Regions from separate parts of the Homo sapiens genome. Here region 2 is linked to region 1. The links are chromatin contacts, found by Hi-C in ENCODE. All regions are on one chromosome and are shown on one strand. The core of a region is the stretch at or near the end of the contact, and the rest is flanking DNA. Distances in the headings are between cores, read along the strand shown.

The links. A loop is a pair of places that touch in the nucleus more often than their neighbours do. Pooled maps may share reads with other maps.
Region 2: a pooled map shows a loop between it and region 1 (5-fold over the local background). The contact joins two enhancer-like sites. A Hi-C loop is called at or near these places in 7 of 37 single-sample maps with no recorded cell type and 4 of 50 pooled maps.

The regions. Positions count from the first base shown.
Region 1 is chr4:104,740,950-104,745,317 of GRCh38, forward strand. No RefSeq gene overlaps it. Among named protein-coding and RNA genes, the nearest start is that of CXXC4, 250 kb to the left of the region's middle. RefSeq lists enhancers at 2,117-2,346, 2,377-2,526. Within about 2 kb of position 2,387, at least 2 of the 41 ENCODE cell types and tissues checked have a DNase peak (open chromatin) inside an H3K27ac peak, as active enhancers do.
Region 2 is chr4:105,303,539-105,307,906 of GRCh38, forward strand. The region is part of intron 2 of TET2-AS1 (TET2 antisense RNA 1); the gene reads right to left. Among named protein-coding and RNA genes, the nearest start is that of TET2-AS1, 47 kb to the right of the region's middle. RefSeq lists an enhancer at 2,880-3,159. Within about 2 kb of position 2,098, at least 2 of the 41 ENCODE cell types and tissues checked have a DNase peak (open chromatin) inside an H3K27ac peak, as active enhancers do.

The DNA.
Region 1 (4,368 bases), core at 1,137-3,636:
GTGATGCCATAGATATTTCATAGGCATAGACTAATTTTAATCCTCACAATGATCCTGTGAGGGAGACACTATATTATTCACATTTACAAATGAGAAATTCAAGGAATGAAGGAGTTAGGTAACTTTTAGAAAATCAAACAAGTAGGAAATGGAGCAAGGATTGAATCTAGACAGGGACATGCCCAGGACCATCTCTAAAACACTTAATTATGCTGGCTCCCAAACGAAGACACTGAGCATTTTCATGTTCTAGGAATTTAGGATGTATTAACTCATGCAATAACTCTTTGTATGTATTATACCACTCAATCCCCTCTACAACCCTCTAAGTGTGTCCAGAGGCAGTTAATAAAGATAACTAAGTTCCAGCTTGCTCCTCTATTCTTTCTGAACACAGCAGCTGGAGTGAGCCTTCGCTCAAAACCCACTAATGCTTCTCATTTCATTCAAAGTAGAATACAATGTCTTTGCTATGGCCTAAAAGGTCCTGTACAGTCTAACCTTTTGTTGCTTGCCCTACCAGTCACCTAATTTCTCTTTTCAAGTCACACTGACCTCCTTGCTGTTTCTGAAAAATGTCAGAAACATGTTTCTTCTCAAAGAATAACCTATCAGAGGTTCCTTCTTTTACTATTCAATATAAAAGAGAAACTACCCACCCCAACCCCAGCCAATTTCTAGCTCCTTCTGGGTTTATTTTTTTATGGCACTCATTATCATGGGGATTTATTTTTGCCACCTTATATATTTTATATGTATCTGTTTGTTATCTGTGTCCCTCCTGCCACACATACATAAACACTCCCTCACCACGTGTGTGTGCATGCACGCACACACACACACACGAATATGAGCTACTTAAACCAAAATCTATCTGTTTTCTGCTGTTGCTCTCAATACCTAGAACGGTGCCTGACATGCAGCAAAAGCCTCAAAACTTGCAAGTTTTATGAAAAATTGATTCTGTGCACTCAGATTTTAAAAATCAGATAAAAAGGCAAGGGAAACTTACTAAAGATTCTGATAAACAGTTTACAGTGAAAAATTGGGGGTTAGTATGTTTTTACTCCATTTTTTTAGACCCTTTCAGGAGCCCCAAATACAGTCCTCTATTGTGAAATAAGGTAAAGTATATCTGACCAAATCAATATCCAACTACATCTCTCACCTACAGGGGTCCTTACCTTTGCTTCCACCCAGACAGTAGCCAAGTTTGTTTTCAGTCACAAATAAAGGATTAAAATTTACCTGATTCAAGCCAGGCATAGAAAAAAGAATTAGAGTTTAGGCATGTGTAGAATGTGATTCTTGTTATCTCTGATCTACTTCACGGGAAGGTTTGTTTCACTAGAAGTTGCAATGGACTCGTATCACAAAAATACCTCGTGCATCATTTTTAATCCAAAAGAAGGTAGGTCCTAACTAACTTATTATTATTCCCTTGCTTTTTCTCTAAAAACATTTGTTTGCCTCTGTTTTATAACACTATGGGACAAATGAGGTGAGGAGGCAGGTGTCTCAATAAGAAAATGCTAAAACAGAGCAAAGCGTGGTAGAACTCTCCCGAGAGGAAGTGTTCGCAGAGGTTTCAGAAGGACCTGAGCAGGCAGGAGGAGGAGATGCTGTTTTGTATTGGTCCCATGTATTTGGCAACCCTGGAATATAATATGGTGGTGTTATCATCATTTCATGGAAGAATTGTTCAGAAACCAGGGAACTGGAACATAAATCTCACTGTTCTCTGGCTAGGTCAGGTACCTCAATCTCTTTCCTTTCTATGAGGCATTAGTAGCCAGTGGAAAAAGCATGAACTTTAGAATCAGACAAAATTGATTTTGAGTTTTGGATCTACTATGTGTTAGCTGTGTGATTTGAATATATCACCTAACCTTCCTGATCCTGTTTCTGCCCATCTAAAATTGCATTTATAATATCTGCTCCCTAGGACTTTTGTGAGGATCCAATTAAGTTATGCGGTAAAGACCAAATGGTCTTGAGCTATGAAAGTCTGTTTCCTTCTTTATTGCCTTCTTCTCCCATAATAAAAACAAAAACAAAAACATAAAATACAATCAGCTAACTCTTGATAAAGGCTGCAACTGTTAAAGTGACATCTTATCATTTGTTTTTGAAGTAAAGATTACAAATGCTTCTCCATAAGTGTCTAATAAAAAAGACCTAGGTGTCAAATAATGTGGTTAGGGATTAATGAAAACTTCTGCATTTACCTTCTGTACTTTGAGTAAAGCATTTAAGATCCAATGGTCGGTACATGTCCTTGCAGCGTTCATCCCTTAAATTTGGTAAGAAAAGAACTGCTCAAATCTTTAGCTTGTAGGAGGAGACATAAGATAAAATGCAAGAAAAACTTTGGTATAAAGAGGAACCGAAAACACGATTTGCCCCTGGGGAACGTCAGCTCTCCTCTGTCTGACTCTCTTTTCACTCACACACAAAAAAAATACTGAGAAATTTCAAAGTCACTTGGTTAAAAGAAAACTTTAAAACAGCCAGGGTGCCTACAAAGCAATCCCTATTCTGCCCTGAGTTATGTAGAGAGCAGCTTGGATCTTCACATATCTAATACAGTGTCAGAGCCAAGCCAGTCCCAGGATTATCATGAATCTTGTATGAAGGCTAAGTGTGGCTTCAGCCTGCCACTGTTTGAGGGGTAGGAATTGGAACCCCAAATTTAGCCCTGCGTCCTGCTCATGTCTCAAGGGAGTGGGAGCCTTGAAAGCTTATTTGATTGCCCAGTTTGATATTCCCAGTGTTTAGTAGTAAAATCTGCACCACAAGCTAGCAAAAATAGAAACTCTGATTCTAAGAGGAAAAAATAAGATGGATGCAATTATACAAGGAAGGAGAACAACAACAACTCTGAAGCTGCATGAAATAAATATTTTCTTAAAATCATACTATGGTCCTTTGTAAAGGGAAATAGAGCTAAATATTAATAAACCATATGGCTTTTATTGAATTTATTTCATTTAAAATATGTCTAAAGGCACCAAAATAACTTTAGGCTCTAATTTTAAGGAAATTCATTTTAAATTCTCTATTTTGAAATTTTATTTACTCACATTGCTTATCTCTTGAAATGTAAAGGTTTGATTTGTGACAATCACTTACTCTATAAGCACCCAAAAGTGTTAATGACATCGTGGAGGTGTCCTAAGACTGAATCTAGCAGGATGAATAGTAATGCATTCTGAAAGATTTCTAAAAAGCTTAGTGTATTTCTATATAACAAATGTATCTGTGCAATTTTTATCTTCCTAAAAAACAAAGGATTAGAAGTTACATTGGGAAAGAATGAGATATGAACAATACTTACAATATTTTACTGTTGTATACTATCTTATAGCTCATTCAGATATTTTTTACAGACAATATAGTTTCTCATTTTTACATAACAACATGCCTGTTAAAAAAAATTCCCTCTTTTAGCAGATGATGAAATTGGGGCCCAGAGAGCTAAAGGTTCTTTACCAAGTAAAAACACAGCTAGAAGACAGTAAAGCCAGGGCCAGCTGGCAATTCCTCTGGCCTTTGAGTTATGGTCTAGGCCAGCGGGCAATGAGGATGAGCAACATACCTAGGCTAAATGATTTTTTTTTTTTGAAGCTATTTTTGCCCCATACCTATGATACTCCTATGTCAGTATTTTCCTTTTTTGCTTTATACTATAAGAGTAACATACTTTTCAAATTTCTGATTTTATAATTCAGGAACAAAAGTAAAAAGGTTTACTGGAAGGGAAGTTGATAAGATTATTTTCAAATCATTTTCCAAACATCTTACAGCTTGCAGTTTGTTTAGCTTTATTATGCTTTTATATTTTAAATAACAACTGTTTTAGATAGTATTTTATTGTTTTTTGTTTGTTTTTTGAGATGGAGTTTCACTCTTGTTGTCTAGGCTGGAGTGCAATGGGGCGATCTCGGCTCACTGCAACCTCCGCCTCCCAGGTTCAAGCAATTCTCCTGCCTCAGCCTCCCGGGTAGCTGGGATTACAGGCATGCACCACCACGCCTGGCTAATTTTGTATTTTTAGTAGAGATGGGGTTTCTCCATGTTGGTCAGGCTGGTCTTGAACTCCCGACCTCAGCTGATCCACCTGCCTTGGCCTCACAAAGTGCTGGGATTATAGGTGTGAGCCACTGTGCCTGAACTTAGATAGTATTTTAAAATGTACATTAGGTACATTTCTTCACAAAAGGTGGTTTTTGTTTTCTGGAAAGTTACCTCTATATTTAGAATGGAAAGCTCTATATAATTTTTCCCAATGACATTTACTATGCTAAAAAAAAATCGAGATTTTTTTATTTCATTCAACTAAGCAGAACAATAAAATATAAGACATTC
Region 2 (4,368 bases), core at 848-3,347, 560 kb after region 1:
CCCAATATGATTATTAGCCAATTTCTCAGCAGAAACTTTGAAGGCTAGAAGGCACTGGAATGATATATTTAAAGTGCTGAAAGATAAAACTCAGATAAGAATTCTATATTTGGCAAAACCATGCCTTTAAAATGAGGGAGGAGTAAAGACATTCCCAGAAAAACAAAAAACTGAGGGAGTTTATAACCACTAGATCTGCCCAGCAAGAAATACTAGAGGGAGTCCTTTGCAATGAAGTAAAAAAAATTAGACAGTAACTCAAAGTTTTATGAATATATAAATATCTCTGGAGAAAGTAAACACATGGGCAAATATAAAAATCAATATTTTTATAAACTTGGTTTCTCATTCTACTTTTAATTTTCTACATGATTTAAAAGACAAATGCATAAAAATAGTTATAAATCTGTGGTTATAGGCATATAATGTATAAAGATGTAATCGGTGACATCAATAAAGTGAAGGAGAAGAAAGAACAGGATTTTTTGTAAGCAATTGAAGCTGAAGTGGTATAAATTCAAAAAAGATTGTTAAAACTTTAGAATATTATATGTAGTCCCTATGGTGACCATAAAGAATATACAAAATGTACACAAAAGGAAATGAGAAGGGAATCAAAACTTGTCATGATAAGAAATCAACTAAGGCAGTAATGGAGAAAAAGAGGAAGAAAAAGCTAGAATGTATACAGCAACCAAATAAAATAGCAAAAGTAAGTCCTCACCAATGAATAACTACATTAAGTGTAAATGGATTAAATTTTCCAATCAAAGGACATAGATTGGCAAAACTGATTAAGGAAAGCAGGATACAATTTTATGAGATTCATTTTAGAGCTAAGAATACACACAGATTGAGTGTGAAATAATGAGAAAAGGTAATCCATGCAAACAGCAACCAAAAGAGAGCAAGGATGACCATATTTATATTAGACAAAGTCAACTTTTTTCTGGTGTACATAGAACATTCTTCAGAATAGAAATGTTAAGCAACTGAAGCTTAACAAAAAAGTCTTAATAAATGTTAAACATTTATTAACAAAAAAGTCTTAACAAATGTTAAAAGGTTGATATCATACAAAGTATCCCTTACAATTATAATGGAATGAAACTAGAAATGAGTAGCAGAAGGAAAACTGGAAAATTCACACACATTGAAATTAAACAATATACTCAAACAGCCAATGGGTTAAAGAAGAAACTATAGAGAAACTGGAAAATATTTTGAGAGAAATGAAAACACAACCCCCCGACACTTATGGCATGTACAGAAATCAGACCCAAGAGAAAAATGTATAGCTGTAAATGCTTACATTAAAAAGAAGGATGTCAAATTAACAATGTACTTTACACTTTTAGGAACTAAAAAAAGAAAAAACTAAACCCACAGCCAGAAGAAGGAAGGAAAGATTACAACAAAGATACAATACAGGATACAAAAAAAAAAAAACAAAAAAATTAAACCAAAAGTAAGCTCTTAGAAAAGATCAACAAAATGTTTAGCTAGAATGACTAAGAAAAAAAGCTCAAGTAACTAAAATCAGAAATGAAAGAGGATATTACTACCAATTTTACAGAAATAGAAAACGATTACATCAGTGATTGTCAGAGTTAGAGGTGAGGAAACAAATAGGGCACAGAAGATTTTTAGGGCAGTGAAACTACTTGGTATGACACTGTAATGGTGGATACAGGTATATATTTGTTTAAATCCATAGAATGTACAAATCGAGCAAACCCATGTGTAAACTGTGGGCTCTGCATAATTATGTGTCAATGTAGGTTCAGCCAAGCAAAAGTGTCCTTTTCATGATAAAGATTCAAAATGATGCCCCTCAATGCTAACTCAATTAAGCATCTACAACAGGCCAGGCTTTGTGGTAGAACTACAAACAGCGTTGGAAATAACGGTAAGTTTCAGCCCCTACAGACTTCAAGTATAGCTGCAGGTTGAGAAAATCATATTCAATAAGTGCTCAGTTGCTTATGGTTTGCGATGGCAGTGATGGTCAGTCCAAGTATTTTCAGGTCAAGGCACACAACTTTCCAAAGATTATGCTTTCATCTGCCATACAGGCTGTGATATTACTCACATATTTGCAGCTTAGGAAGTTCCCAAGAGGGCTTGAAGCAAGAGGCTTGCTATGGATATTACTAATCACTAACATTTAAGAGTACTGTGGGCTAAATATTGATTTCAGCATTTTACATGTATTTATTCTTTTAATCCTTATAACCACAATTTAAGGGAAGTACAATTTTTATCTCCATTTCATGCTTGAGAAAACTGAGACACAGAATATCAATAATTTTCTTAAAACAGAGCTAATAAGTGGCTCCAGAGCCTGGTAGAAAGCAAGGCAGATATGAGGAGTTCTATTCTATCAGGGCAATAGGATGTTGGGCTGCCCAGTCAGAACAGTGAAAAGCCCAGTAGGCCAGCCTTTCCCCCAGCTGTCCAATTTTTTAATAGAGCTCCTGGTGGCAACATGTAGATTAGCCTTATTTAGACCTGTCAGCAAAGTCCTGGGGATCATGTCTGGGCCCCGTTAATAAATGGCTAAGATACACTGCCTACCATTTCTCTGTTCCACAGAAAGGGGTCTGGGTCAGTGAGAAAGAGAGTGGGAAGGAAAAGTCAAAAACATCCTCAGTTCCAATGACACAGCTTAGGATGGTGAGTATATGTCACATACACATTAAAACCCCCCTAATTAGGTTGTCCACTTCTGACTCGGAAAAGCCTCAGTGGAAAACATTATGCCATGATGCTACAATACCTGGGATTCTGCTCTGTTCAGCACTTCCAACCTTGAAGGACAAAAGCAAAACAGTGTGGGTGTAGGTGGGTGTGTGTCTGGCTGCAAGCACATGCCAGCCACTGCTGTCACACAGCCTTGCCTATGCCTTGGTATATTAAAGAGTGGTGAGTCACTCACACTTATGATAACCATTCATAACTAGAATTTTAGAAGAGGGGAAAACCCCAGGGCTGTACAGAATGACACGTGACACTCTCCAATGGAAGGACAGAAAGAGCAGAAGCCTCTTGCTAAATCTAACCATGAGCTCTTTCAGAGAAAAGAGGGCCGTTCAGCTTTTCTGCGTCACTATTAATGTGAGCCAGCTGGAAACAGAAAGAATGACTCAAGAGAGTACTACCTATCCTGGAAATGGGGTCAAAGCAGGTATGGTGGGGGAACTGGTTGTGGGCGAGACTGAAGGAGGAAGAAAGATGAGATGTGTGTTTCCTCAAAGTTGATGCTCCTCTCAGTTATTTACTCTTCTCAAGGGTGTCATCAGTATTCTCGGAAGGTCTCAAAAGTGGCAGGGTTCCACCTACCTCAGGTTTTTTTTGCATATTTAATCTTTTATATTTAATATTTAAAAACAATTTTTACATCTTTCACCGCAGGAATTTCCAGTTTGTAAATTGGAAAGCGCTGGAAAGCTGGACCCACTCAGTAACAAGACAACTCCAATCAAAGCAGGTGTTTGCAGGCATCAAGGTCAAGCTGGGCTGGGACAGCCAAGGGCAGCCCAGAGGTCCTTCTCATAGCACTACCTTCTCATAGTACTACCCTGTCTTGAGCAAAGACCCTTGTGGGACCATCAGCAGGATTTGGATGACTAACAGAGGGCAAATTTCATGCTGCTTTGAGCCTAATGCCTCTTTGTTTTTACTGCATTTTTTTTTAATTTTTTTTTTTTTATTATACTTTAAGTTTTAGGGTACATGTGCACATTGTGCAGGTTAGTTACATATGTATACATGTGCCATGCTGGTGCGCTGCACCCACTAACGTGTCATCTAGCATTAGGTATATCTCCCAGTGCTATCCCTCCCCCCTCCCCCGACCCCACCACAGTCCCCAGAGTGTGATATTCCCCTTCCTGTGTCCATGTGATCTCATTGTTCAATTCCTACCTATGCGTGAGAATATGCGGTGTTTGGTTTTTTGTTCTTGCGATAGTTTACTTAGAATGATGGTTTCCAATTTCATCCATGTCCCTACAAAGGACATGAACTCATCATTTTTTATGGCTGCATAGTATTCCATGGTGTATATGTGCCACATTTTCTTAATCCAGTCTATCATTGTTGGACATTTGGGTTGGTTCCAAGTCTTTGCTATTGTGAATAATGCCGCAATAAACATACGTGTGCATGTGTCTTTATAGCAGCATGATTTATAGTCCTTTGGGTATATACCCAGTAATGGGATGGCTGGGTCAAATGGTATTTCTAGTTCTAGATCCCTGAGGAATCGCCACACTGACTTCCACAATGGTTGAACTAGTTGACAGTCCCACCAACAGTGTAAAAGTGTTCCTATTTCTCCACATCCTCTCCAGCACCTGTTGTTTC